2 separate regions of the Homo sapiens genome follow, and region 1 is linked to region 2. The links are chromatin contacts, found by Hi-C or POLR2A ChIA-PET in ENCODE. All regions are on one chromosome and are shown on one strand. The core of a region is the stretch at or near the end of the contact, and the rest is flanking DNA. Distances in the headings are between cores, read along the strand shown.

The links. Hi-C counts contacts between places; a loop is a spot of excess contacts on that map. ChIA-PET counts read pairs that join two places held with the same protein, here RNA polymerase II (POLR2A). Pooled maps may share reads with other maps.
Region 1: a loop to region 2 is called in a map of heart left ventricle, with 1.8 times the contacts of the local background. The contact joins two enhancer-like sites. A Hi-C loop is called at or near these places in 4 of 168 maps with a recorded cell type or tissue (PC-9, Right ventricle myocardium inferior, endothelial cell of umbilical vein and 1 more) and 6 of 50 pooled maps. POLR2A ChIA-PET finds 5 or more read pairs at or near these places in 1 of 52 experiments (K562).

What each region holds. Positions count from the first base shown.
Region 1 is chr6:125,360,824-125,367,768 of GRCh38, reverse strand. No RefSeq gene overlaps it. Among named protein-coding and RNA genes, the nearest start is that of HDDC2, 62 kb to the right of the region's middle. Within about 2 kb of position 4,093, at least 16 of the 41 ENCODE cell types and tissues checked have a DNase peak (open chromatin) inside an H3K27ac peak, as active enhancers do.
Region 2 is chr6:125,582,008-125,589,253 of GRCh38, reverse strand. The region is part of intron 4 of HEY2-AS1 (HEY2 antisense RNA 1); the gene reads left to right. Among named protein-coding and RNA genes, the nearest start is that of LINC02523, 89 kb to the left of the region's middle. Within about 2 kb of position 4,498, at least 6 of the 41 ENCODE cell types and tissues checked have a DNase peak (open chromatin) inside an H3K27ac peak, as active enhancers do.

The sequences.
Region 1 (6,945 bases), core at 2,844-5,343, 220 kb after region 2:
AGATCTGAACAAGGAGCATTTCTCCCCATCAAGTTGAGACAACTATCCAGGTATGCAGCACATCAGCTGTTTTCCCCTCCACTTTTCTGCTGGTCCCCAGCTGAGAGAGCCTGCATTTCCTCTCACCATACTCCTTTTTCCATAGCTTATCAAGCTCAATAGACTCCTTATTTATTTATTTATTTATTTATTTATTTATTTATTTATTTGAGATGGGGTCTTGCTCTGTTGCCCAGGCTGGAGTACAGTGGTGGGATCATAGCTCACTGCAGCCTTGAACCGCTGGTCTCAAGCCAACCTCCCTCCTAGGCCTCCTTAATAGCTGGAGTCGTAGGCTCATGCCACCTTGCCCAGCTAGACCCCCTTAAATTCACCCTCAAGCACAATCCTTCTCATCAGGGAATCAGCTTCACTGCTTTTTGTTATCTTTTCCCTTCTCTCACATGTTCTTCCCCATTTTCACTTCAGAATGTCTTCCCTGTTCCATTGGTGATTCACAGTTTCTAACACTCCCAGCTTGCTGAGCCAAACCGCCTTTTTGCCTGAGTAATAAATGTTTGTGCTGAGTCCTGGAGGAATCAAGAGTTCCTTATAAAAGTGAGCAAATGGGAAAAGTAGATGTCACAGCAATCCTGAACTTCTTGTTTTGTTTTTGTAGAGATGGGGATCTTGCCTTGTTGCCCAGGCTGGTCTCCAATTCTTGACCTTAAGCTATCATCTCACTTTGGCCTCCCAAAGTGCTGTCATTACAGACATGAGCCACTGTGCCTGGCCCCAATTTTCTTTTTATTATCTGACTGCCGTGGCAGTGTGGAGAATGAGCAGTTTCATATCAGAACTAGAATTCCTCCATGGAAAGTGCTCCCAAGAGAATTGGACTTCTGAGGATGTGAGTTCAAGTCTCAGCTCTGAGATTTTCTTCCCTAATGACCTTGGGGCAAATAACTTCTTAACATTTCTGTAACGTAGGACTGTTAACAGCATACATGTTGAATTGCTTGTTGAGGTGTAACTCAAATAAGCTATTTTATGTGGAAGTGCTTTGTGAAGGGAGCTAAAGATATTTGTCTCTGAAAGGAGCATGGGGGTGCTGAGTATCTGGAAGATGGGGGAAAGAGCAAGAGGTAGGAGAGAGATTCCGAAAGGGAGGTAAAAGAAGCACAAAGACCAATTCTGCATATTCTGTAGTTTTGCACAGGAGCTCTCTGTAGCCCACAACCACAGAGGTTGCTGCCTTAGCTCCTGCTGCCTGAAATAAAACATCCTGACTCACTGAAAGGCAGCAAGTTGCCCAGTTCAGGCAGATTCACGGAATGGGGACTTGTAGCAACATCATCTTAATTCATGTTCACAACAGGGGAGAATTTTCCTTCTTCAACCCTGTCCAGTGTTCTCTTCCAATTCCATCTCCTGTAGTGAAAATAAAAGAAAAAGAAAAGGGAGTAGTAGTTCTATATCCCTATGTTCTGTCTCTCCTTCTCATGAAGTTTATATTAGTCCATTTTCACATTGCTATGAAGAACACCACATGAGATGGGGTAAATTATAAAGAAAGGGAGTTTAATTTACTCACAGTTCTGCATGGCCGGGGAGGCCTCAGAAAACTTACAATCATGGTGGAAGGGGAAGCAGGTACGTCTTACATGGTGGCAGGAGAGAGAGAGCGAGTATAAAGGAGGAACTGTCAAACACTTATAAAACCATCAAATCTTGTGAGAATTCACTATCACAAGAATAGCATGGAGGAAACCACCTCCATGATCCAGTCACCTCCCACCTGGCCCCTCCCTTAACACCTGGAGATGGTAATTGGAGATGAGATTCTGGTGGGGACACAGAGCTAAACCATATTAAAGTTGTACATGGGGAGTCCTTTTCAAATAACCGTCTTCAGAAGACGCATCTGAGGAGAATGCAGTGGTTACACCGTGCTCCTTTGAATGTCTTTTACCTTTGGTCCCTTTCTTCCCTTTCATCTTCAGTGGTCATCCTAAAGAACTTCAATGTGGTTGTCCTTTTATCCCCTTCTTGATTGTCTGGTTCTCTCTACTGACTCTGTCGTTCCTTACCAGGTGGGACTATTTACCTTACACTAAGATATTTGTTTCTTTCGCGTCCACTGAAATTTGATAGGTTTGCACTCTCCATTCTAAAAACTTTTTTTTTTTTGCCAAAGAATCTTTTCTAGCCTTTTTTTTTCACCAAAGCATCTTTTCTAGCCTTTTTTTTTTTCCTTAAATCTTTTGTATTTAAACTTCAGCCAACATAACGCTATTTCGCCCTCCCCTGTCCCTGGCAGCCACCATTGTACTCTCTGTCTCTGCGAGTTTAATGTTTTTAGATTCCACATATGAGTGAGATCATGCAGTATTTGTCTTCTGTGCCTGGCTTATTTCACTTAGCATAATGTCCACCAGCTTCACCCACGTGACCTATTCTAATACATGTCTCCTCCACAGTTATATTTTTCTGACTAAAACAATCAAAAGTCTCACTCATCCGATTTACATTTTGCAGCATTTCTTTAGTTTCTTCTGGCAACAGTTTGATTTCTGAATAGTCTGGACACAGACAGTTTTTTATCTGCGACCTACTTATAATAATAGTATTGCAAAATCAAGCCAGAAGTTCTCTTCTTTTTTTTCCAGAAAAACTTTCCTAAGCCATCATCTATTACTCTTCTCTTAAAACTGACCTCATAGGCTCTTTTCTGGCCATGGAAATGTCTCTCAGAATTACAGCAAGTGCCAGTATAACCAAAGTTTCTAGTTGTTATCCATGTATAGTTGTCACCTACCTCTTTTTTAGGTCTCACTTGTATTTTGTAGAGTAGTGGAGTTTATTTTTCCTTTTGTAGCACTAAATGAAGCCATATTTCTCTTTGCTCATCTCATTTTCTTTCCAGGGATTTTAGAGAAATCAACTTGTTCAGTAGCAGCCATTATTCAGCACCAGCTGTATGCAAGGCACAGTTCTCTGTGTTGAGAATAAGATGTACAGCATAGTCTTGCCTTCTAGAAAATTATAACCTAGCTGAAGAATCAGATCCTGAATAAGCCATGTGATACGAATAGAATACTGAATTGGAAATTCAGACTCCTGGGAACCATTTCGTTCATACGTTCTGTCCCTAACCTAATTTTGAAAATTTGATGAAGGTTTTCTTGTATGTTCTGTGGAATCTAATCACCACCCCAGTAACAAGGATTTTTGAGACTGACTTGGGTTCAGGAGAATTACAGTGCACCTGAGGGGTCTGGCAACCAGATTACAGTAGGACTGTGCTTAAAAGGATAAATAATCTTAAATGAACTGCCAATGATCAATTGAATTATTATATATGTCTTGTTTATTTTACTAGCTCCTGAAGGAACGTTTATAGTTTACTTATTAGTAGTAAATATATGTGTATGTGAAAGAATCCTATGAAAATATATACGAATATGTATATTGTGTGTATGCTTATATTCACGTTGAAAAGTAATTAACAGGATTTTGTTCTTTAAAATGAATCGTTCAAAACACTAGCCTTCTCCCAGGGGTGGGAGTCACTGATATTTTGCCAAATGGCCCCTGGTTTATGTCGCAGAGGGCATCTGAGTATTGACGAAAAGGGGAAATTGAGCATAAGGGCAGTCAAAGGGGACTGCCTGAGGTTAGAGAGCAGGTGAGGGTCAGAGCCAGGAATAGCCGACAGCAGGATTCCTGAGCGATAATCAGGCAGCCTGACCTCCTGCAGGGTCGCCCTTGGAGACAATGGCAGGCGAGTTTATCAGTCCTCATGCCCTCCAGCCTCTCCTGAAAGAGGGGCTGTGGGCGGCTGGAGGAGGGCAGGACCCAAGGCCTGGAGTTGCGTGAAGGCGGTGGCTGCATTTCTGCCTGGGCATCCCCACCCCCTGGGTGTAGTCAGCAGCAAAAGTCAGCCCTGGCTGTTCCTACGCCTTGACTGCGTACGTCTTTGCAAGAATCGTCCAGGGGCCCTGTTGCTGGCTCTTTGCCTAAGAGCAGTGGGAGGTGCACAAGCCAGCCTGGTGGGAAGACAGGACAGACGTGCGCCTCCCTTTCAGCGCTCGCTGCCCTATCAGTCACTGTGTGACAGACGCATTGTTCTCCCGAGAGGCCGGCAGCTGGACCGGGCGCGCCGGCCACCCACACTCTCCTTCCCGCAGTCGGTGCGAGGGGCTGCGCATCCCCCCGCGGCACAGCCAGGAGGGGGCCTCGGCTAGGTCCCGGGCGCTCCCTGAACGTTTAACAACGCCTGCTAGGAGTGTTTGTCGGTGACGTGAATGAACGAAGCTGGCTGGCTGTGCGGGGAGGCCTTTATTTTTCTTGCCGTGAGGCGGGAGCCTGGGAGCCGTCCCGTGGGACCGGAAAGCAGCAAGAATGTCTGCAGGAGGGAGAAGCGAGTGCAGCCGCAGATAAAGCTCCAGCGCCTGTTAACACTTCTTGGGACTGGGCAGGGCTTGTCCTCTTCTTCTTACCTGGCACGGAAAGACAAAGACAACCCAGTTGGCTTTGGAAGGTTCATGTTACCTCGTTTGTCACTTTGCACGGAAACAATTGGCCTCACAGCAATGGAATCTGCAGTTTCCTCCAGGCAGGAGCTTCTCAGTGTGACTCATGCTCACTTTTCCCGGGAGGGAAGGACCCCGAGTGAAGGAAATTTAATTAACTTTGTAAAAAATGGACGCTTAAATTACATTAGGCAAACGCATTTCTAAATGCCTGCCGAAATTTCCTCTTCCGATCACTTAAAATAACACATGTCAAAAACTGAACTGGGTATTTTCTCTCCTCTCGCTGATTTCTCCGCTCAACTTACTAACAAAAATATTACCATAGTCATCCGGATTTGCAGATCTGAGGTCCTCTTGCCTTTGCTCTCTACCCTGCCTGGCACATCCTACCTGCTATGAAATCCCTTCCGTTACTTCTTCACACCATTTTTCACAGTGGTCTTTTCCTTTGTGTTTTCATGGACACTGTCCTAGCTCAGGCAACGATCTTTCTTCCCCTCACATACAGTTGCAACGGAGAAGTCTGTTTTCTCTGGGTCCCCAAGGCCTCCTGCCCTCCAGTCCAGGGGACATGTTGCTGCCATCTTGTCATAAGCTGATCATCTCAATGATATGGCATGATTTTCTATTCTCTATAGCAAGATGTGCACCTCCTTCGTCTGACATTGAAGGTTCTGCAACATCTTTATTGACCAACTTTACTTGCCTTTTCGCTATTCAAACTTCTTGCTTCAGTCAAAATAACTACCAAAAATTCCCTGAAAATGCCTCATCATTTTTCTGCCTTTGTGCCATGTGATTCATAAGACACTTTTCACCTGTCTATTGAAATTGTATCCATCCTTCGAAGTCCAGGCCAAGTGTCCCTTTAACTATGAATATATTCCCAGTCTCTCAGAGAAAAAGTTACATTTCTTCCCTAGAAATACCTAACACTTGCTTACATGAGTTAGGTATTTCTAGGGAAATTATTTCACATAGTTAATAATTTGTCCATATATCTTATCTGTCCACATCTCCTCTGACATACCCTGAAAAAGGTGGATGAAATGATTAGCTGCTTGCTTAATTGATGCAGCCTTGAAAATACTCATAAAGTGCCCATGAAATGCCCAATAATGTTTGAAACTATTTGTTTATGAATGAGGTACTTAAAGCAAACTAGGGCACATTTTAAAGTGTCAAAGTAATAATCACATCTGTTCCCCAGCTCCTCTCAGTGTTTTCCTTGGCTTTCTTCCTGCCACACCTACTTTTGACCAAGGGCATGCATTTGCGTAGTCCGTAGCCATGGAAGGACTAAGGAGATCAGCTAATATTGGAATACTGGGCTTAGTGGTGCTAGGCAGAAGACAAATGAACCAACCAAACACAAGTAACAAGGGTTTATGGTATGGTCTATAAGCAAAAACATTTAAATCTCAAAGTAGAACCATTTAAGAATACTGAAAAACCTCTTCAGCGATTAGATTTTATTTAATACAAGCAAAGTAAAAAACACGAATGCCTCAATATGAAATGGCTGAAAAAAATTTCCAAAGATTGATGTTCTCCCAGAAATGATTTTTTGAGCTTAATTTGCTTACCTGAACTTTGAGATAAGACAAAATCTAAAGGTCTCTCTTCAAAATGTGTTGTAACCAGAAAGCTCTGCAAACCCATGTGGAACTAAATAGTAGTATTTCTGAGGTTAGGCTGTCTGTGTGCTTTCTGGGCTAGAAGGTCAAACTTGAGTGATATGTGAAGGAGAGAGGAAGAAGCAGTATTGCGCAGTGGTCACAGTGATAACCGTGGTCTCAGGGTCAAAGGCGATGGGAATGCTGCATAGAGAGGGGAGCTGTAAGTAAGGCTTTGCAGAAGAGGAATGAGTGGTTTGACTAAAACAAATAGAGAAATATGCTCTGAGGGCATATCAGGTAGGTTTGCACTGCTAGAGATGAAGGCATGGCCTTGGGTGTGGGAAGAGATAAGAGAAATTAAGTAGAGTGGAGTCTTTGAAAAATATTAGAATGGACACTTGGTTATTTTAATTTTACTGGAGCAGTAAGTAATAATAAAGCTTTCTGTAAAAAGACCTAATCACATTCAGCCACAGTACAGGCCCCATCCATTGATGAGCATTACCAAAAGTGTATGAAGAGATAGGTGAACTAAACAGATATGCTAAAATTTAAGGAGATACCCCTGTTCTTTGGAAACATGGAATTTTGTTTGAAGCTTTTATTAGAAAAAAATCCAATTTCAGTAAAATCAAATGTCAGAGCATTATAGAAAATATCTTCATTTTATGCCCCAGGATTGCTGCTGTTAACAGGTGCGGGTACCTCCAAAGAGTTCTTCTGCATAAGCAAAGATATATATGTCTATACCATTTGCATGCAAATAGAATCATGCTACCCATACTTCTCTGAAACTTGCTTTCATGCTT
Region 2 (7,246 bases), core at 3,249-5,748:
TTTAGCAGTTGCTTTTCAAATACAAAAGGGCAACTAACATTCAGGTACCCTGCACTCTGCACAGCTTGATATAAGTTGACCTTCTGAATCTAAATGTATTAAGTTGACAGGGATAGGAATAATAGCAATATAAAAAGCCTTCCTCAAAAAGAGGAATTTGAGCTGAAAGACACTGAAATGTGACAACCAGCAAACATAAGAGATGACTCCAACAATCTCCCAGGTCCTGGTTCATAATTTGAGTGGATATTTTAATCATAGATTCACATAATGCATCAGACCAAACATTTGTCTTATTTTGGAATATAAATACACTAAAAGAAGAAGGGAGAGGATGTTGAATTCACGATCTTTCTGCAGAAATGCTAATCACTTTGATAACAACATTTGAGGGAGGGCAAGCAGAGATCAAAGCAGTCAGCAATGCAAATCAGAGAATTTGCTCCTCTAACCCCATGCCTAGAATTAGAGACAATTTACATTTAAGAATTGTTTCCAAAGTGCTATTGTCATCCTTCCAGCAAGCCAGGAAGAGGAAGAGCAAAAACTAGCTGGTGCCCATGAGGTTCCAGTCTATAAAATATAGTTTCTTTGCCACACCTTAGGATTAACCTTCAACAATGTGGAAAGCAATGCCTGTATGTATTTTTAAGCCTACTGCCCACACAATCATAATACAAAGAACCACGCCAAGCGTCAGGACAAACAGTAGATAACCAAAAGCACTCCCATCAATCATTTGCATTCTGATTGGCTCCTAGGTCTTGTCTAGGTCATATTATGACTCCTTTATTAGTGTTTAAGGTCACTAGGAGACACGCAAGTGCATCCTATCAGGAAGTGTAGTGAGTCTCAGGAGTGAGATATTTGGCTTTAGCAGGCACCATGGCTGTGACTCGGAAATCCAGGGAAATGAGTTAAGCTCAGTCAGACTCCAGGCGCCGCACTGCCTCATAGCAGATAGAATGAAGTAGAATAATAGAAGCTTTCCTGCTATTCTCAACATTAGGTTGAATTCCGGTCAGCCCTTCCAGTTGAATTTCTGGAGGGTTTTTTTTTTTTTTTTTTTTCTATTCAGCCCCCATGCTGTAGGCCATAATTCACGGGAAGGGGCTCCAGTGAAAGGCTGGCCCCAAGTTCAGGCAGGATGGTGCCAAGGGAGCCCTCCTGCAGGAAGACAGATTAAGGGGCATGTGGACCATTCGGTGGTTGAGTGCAAAATTTAGTGCCTACATTGGGCTCCCAGAGAAATTACTGCCTGGCTGATTTAGACCTGACAACCACACATAAACATGAATACTTAGATTTGCACATACTCCTTTGCACAGTGACTAACTGCATCTGCTTAAATTCAGTGGGGAAGGAAAGAAAGGCAGCAATGGCCATCTCCCCCACCCACCGGGGAGCCTATGTCCTGGCAAGATAAGCTCTCAGCCTGTCTGGTTTGAGCTAGGCTCATTCTTTCCCCCATATGATTTCTATTTGAGGTCCCCCAAAATTCAGATGACCTCACTGGGATATGAATCAGCAGCCTGAAAACTTTCCCTTTTTGGTATAATGATAAAATGCAGTTGTTAAGCGAGATGGAATATCTAGCATAAGTCACTTCAAAAAAGAAAACTCTATATTTCTTTGAACTGATAAAAGTACCACTAGTTATCACAAAGGCAGAATTGTAAGTAATGAATTACTACCTTCTTTTTTTTTTTCTTTTTTTGAGATAGAGTCTTGCTCTGTCACCCAGGCTGGAGCATGGTGGTGCAATCTCGGCTCACTGCAACCTCCGCCTCCCTGGTTCAAACGAGTCTCCTGCCTCAGCCTCCCGAGTAGCTGGGATTACAGGCATGAGCCACTGCACCCAGCATGAATTACTACCTTCTTACTTCTATGAGCTCCTTCCATCTTCCCTTTAAGACAGAAAAGCACCAGTATGTGCTGAGGGTTGAGATGAAACTGAGCACCTCAATGTGCTGAGGGTTGAGATGAAATGTTGCGCTGTCATATGTGGAGTACTGGAGTTTATATAAATGTTCATACATTTGGTCTTTGATATTGGAAACTGTTGGAGCTCAGAACACAATATTACAAAGTATGACGCCTTGATATGGCGAATATTTTGAACTGAAGGAAATTGGAGGGGTTTCAGAAGGAAGTTCTCTGTGATCTCCTGCCCTTCTGTCTCTCACCCCTTTTTCTCCCCCAAAGTGAGTAGTAGAAACCAGATTTTTTTTTCCTCCAAGGTGGGTCACAGAAACTATAACCCCTCTCCCCAAAACCAGCCATAAAACCTAGACATATTACCCTAACTTCTCCCCACCTTTCTGTGTTAGAGCTGGCCATAAAGAAACTCTCTGACCTATCAGGTCATTAAGAGCCTGGTTCCAGCAGGGTCCTGCTCCATACCCAGGAGGAAGGAATGCTGCACAGAGAGGCCAGGAATTACCTGAAGAGACAGGCCTTGTTGGTTTCCTCCCTTCATTCTATTATCCTTAGATCATACCTTTTTGGTCCAATCACATTTCTACAAGACTGTCCCTTCTTTATTGAACTGAAGCATAAAAACAATTTCCTCTAGGTCTTCGCATCTTCTCTTCTGAAGGCTCTCATGTCATGTAAAACTTTTATTAAATAAATGCATTATGCTTTTTTCTTGTTTACCTGTCTTTTGTTATAGGAGTGTTGGTCGTGATCCTGTGATGGATGAGAAAATATATTCCACCTTTCTGTTCTGCCAAAACAAAGAATAATTTGAAGCTCAGGAGACTGTTTTTCTTGTGACTGGTGAGCAGGCAGCCCTTTAGCTCTATCTGCTCAGGACCCACGTGTGTATACCTGAGACTGGTTCAGAAGGGCACAGCATCATCAGGACAGGGGTCTCTGGGCTGCCAGCTTTCAATGGGCAGGCGATCCATGAGTGGCTCTTATCAGGACAGGATTGCGTTCTGAAAACCTCAGGGCCTAGCAGTGTCTGACTCAATGTAGGTGCTCACTAAATGTTTATTGAGTGACTAATGAGTGGAGAAGCTGGCTAAGGTCATGACTACACATCACTAAACATTTAAAAGAAAGAACAAAATACAGAAATGTGATGAACAATTTCCTATTCAGATACCTGGAGAGTTAACATTTTAAAGACTACATGATCTGAAAGACTACTTCTGGTGCCCAAATCCTGCAACTGTTTTTGAAATGGTAGACTGCGTTTTCTTCTTCTGAGAGATATTTAAGCATTTTGTGGTCATTCTTCGAGAGACCTGGGGAAGTACCAAGGCCTGAGAAGACGGCAGAAAGTTTCTTATTGGTAGAATTTGAACAGCAGGAGCAGCTGAATGTGTTTTTCTCCTGATACAACAGGGCTTTCTTGAGTTAAAAACTTGTTTTGAAGTGATCATAGACAACACATGTGATGAGAATGCTTTGTGTGTGTGTGTGCTACAGGGGTGGAAGAGGTTGTGGCATCATATGTGTGGAGTGCTACATGAAAGAAGTTTCAGATCACAGGTCCCGGTGCCTAGGGACATCCATTGTGGGCATGGACCTCAAGCCAAGGTACAGCACAGAGTACATGGCCTCTGCCCATGAGCAACATGTGCAGCCTCCAGCAACGTGCCACCCAGGTCATTGCACTTTATCACACTCCAAAATCGTGACCTCATAGGGCTGAGAGCTTTGACATTTGGTCAAGCGTACCTTTCTGGTCATTTGAAACTATGTCAGGTAAACAAAATATAACTTCTTCATTATCACTGGTGTTGTGGAGAGGACAAATGGGCAGGCAGGGAAGATCTCTATAAAGACTTAAAAACCCATAAGCCATTTTGGACATCAAACATCAGTTGCAAAGTACCACTTTGATGAGTTAAGAGTAAGTGAATGAGAACCAGATGGATTAAATTCCCCTTGAAATACACATTGGATTAAAAATTAAGAGAAGTCGTGCTAGATATATCGCATTGTTTCAACCACTAGCCAAAGTATTTAAAACAAAAGAGATATTTGACAATTTAGTGACAGTTCGCCCATCTCTAGATTCTGAATTTGAATTTGGCTGCATGAGTAGTTGGAGAGAAAGTTTTATGTACATGAAATAGAAAAATATTTCTTGGAATACCTACAGTAGACCAGAGGAAAAAAATACCTTCAATATGTATTTTATTTACTTGCTTAGGTAAATAAGTGAACATAAAATTCCACAGAAAATGTTTATCAAGTTACAAGTGGGTAGAAACGAACAGTTGCATGTGTGTACATATGAACTGGCCCAGGCACTTAATTAAAGATGCTTGATCATGTTTGACAGATCTTAATAGGTACTTAAAATGCGAACACACACACAAAGACATTTACACATCTGTGTGGCGCGTCCTGACCCTGACATGTTGATCAGCCCTTCAGAGAGTTGCTTTTCTTAGTGATTACTCACTGACATGTGACCCTCCACACAGGCTGCCTGTCCCGCTGTGACAGCAGGCAGGCCTGAGCTGCAGGCACTTGGAGAACAAGATCCCGGCATCTCAGTGCCCTCTGGCTTCCATGCATAAGCTGCTGAGTAAACAAAGGGACACGAATTTTATGCCGAATAGCTCAGTGGTGTTCCTGCAACAGGGTTTGCTCTGTTTATTTACTCGCAGTTCTGCAGAACTCCCTTGGGCATGTTTGAGGCGGAGGCTCTGGATGCCCAGACAGTCTGTCTAGAGGTAGGAATGGCTTCATGAAACACTATCACCCTCACTTGGGTCTTCTCTATGTCCTTGAAAGTGCTGTTCAGTCCTTTTCCTCAGAGGGTGTGTGCCAAGACAAATGTTCTAAGTGCAAGTTGTGAACCATCCAGATTTGTATTGAATTCACAGCTCACCATTTGCTATCTGAACTAGAAAAAGTGACTCATTTTTTGAACCTCAGTTTCCTCATCTAGGAAATGAGCTTAGCAATATGTCCTCACAGGTTAGTGGTGAGAGAACATGTGAAAAGTGCCTGGGATGTGGTCCTGCTCCAGACATGGATGCCATCCATTTTATTAAGTGGAATAATCTTTTTTTCCTTTGGTCAACAAACATGGTTGGCCAAAGTGAGTGAAGCAACCTCACTGTCATATCCTCTCTTTGGTCACTGAGACCAACATGGTAAATCCTAAAGTTATACTGAGCACAGCCCCTAGAGTCACATAGTTTTGACATCCCATCAACATTTCACTGGTTGCATGAGAACGTTTGCAGTCTCCCAGCACTCTTGAGGTTCACAGTCCAGGTCAGATGAAATTCACTGAGTCATTAAAAGGGGAAGTAAGAATAGGTTACCAATTTTTAGATTTAATTTTTTGATGATTCTTGTTTTATTAGCCCCATATATAAAATATAAATTTTTACATGGATATGACACTAAAAGCACACTGAAGGAAAAAAATAAATTGAACTACCTCAAAATTTAAAACTTCTGTGCATCAAAAGACACAAATCACATAAATGTGTATAAACACTATCCGTCAACTAAAAATAAAAAAAGGAGCTGGGCGCAGTGGCTCACGCCTATAATCCCAACACTTTGGGAGGCCAAGGTGGGCAGATCACCTGAGGTCAAGGAGTTCGAAACCAGCGTGGCCAACATGGCGAAACCCTGTCTCTACTAAAAATACAAAAATTATCTGGGCGCAGTTGTGGGCACCTGTAATTCCAGCTACTCGGAAGGCTGAGGCAGGAGAATGGCTTGAACATGGGAGGCGGAGGTTGCAGTAAGCAGAGATTGCACCATTGCACTCCAGCCTGGGCGACAGAGCGAGACTCCGTCTCAAAAAAAAAAAAAAAAGGAAAAAAAAAAGACACAATCAACTGTGTGAAAAGGCAACCCACAGAATGGGAGAAAATTTGCAAATCATATATATATCTCTGATAAGGAGTTAATATCCAAAATATATAAAGAATTCCTACAACTCAGCAACAAAGCTAGCAACTGAATTAAAAAGTGGTAAATGACTTGAAAAGACATGTTCCCAGAGAAGATATACAAATAAACATATAAAAATATGCTTAACATCATTAATCATTAGAGAAATGCAAATCAGAACACAATGAGATATCACTTCACACCCATTAGGATGGTTATCAAAAAACAGAAAATAACAAGTGTTAGGATGTGGAGAAACTGCAACCCTTGTACACTGTTGATGGGCATGTAAAAACGTGTAATGGCTATGGAAAACAGTATGGTAGTTTCTCAAAAAATTAAAAAGGGAATTACCAGTAATTCCACTTCTGGGTAGGTACCAAAAATAATTAAAAGTGGGGTCTGGAAGCTATTTTTACAACCATGTTCATAACAGCATTATTCATAATAGCTAACAAGTATCCATGGACAGATGAATGGATAAACAAAATATGGTATATGCATACAATGGAATATTATCCAGCTTTGAAAAGGAAGGAAATTCCTACACATGCTACAACACGGATGAACTTTGAGGACATTATGATAAATGCAATCAGCTAGTCACAAAAGGACAAATACTGTATGATTCCACCAATATGAGGCCCCTAGAGTGGTCAAATTCGCAGAGACAGAAAGGAGAATGGTAGTTGCCAGGAACTGGGGGAGAAGGGGGAATAGGAAGTCATTGTTTAATGGGTATACAGTTTTAGTTTTGCAAGATAAAAGAGTCCTGGAGATTGGGTGCAAAATAATGTAAATGTATTTAACACTACTGAACTGTACACTTAAAAAGATCAAGATGGTAAATTTCATGTTATATGTATTTTACCCAATTTAAAAAATCAGTTTATACAAGAGAGATTCTAGTGCCCTCATGGAAGTGTCTTTGCTAAAAAGCGATGAACCTCAAAAAATATGAATACTCAGAAAAAAATATGAATACTCAACCTTAAGAAAAAGCATTGAAAGTAATGTTAAATACCTGTTTTCAATGTGTTTCCAACATGTTGATATGGCAAGAAGTGAATCCAGTTCAGAAATAGAAATTAATAGAGTTGAAATGTTGCACATTAGAGGGAAAGGGAACCGGCGGTATGGTTTACATTTGTTACCTTAAACCATCATATTTCCATCAGTAAGCATTACTTTTAGGCTATAGATGTGACTACTAAGCCTCTAGGAGGTAAGAGCACTTGTTCAAAGTCATACAGGTGATAAGTTGTGGAAACAGGATTTGGACCCATTGCTGGAATGCATTGTTAGTAAGGAGAGAAGTGAGCCTGGTTAGAGCGCAGTACAGTCATGGATAACAAAGGCTGGAATT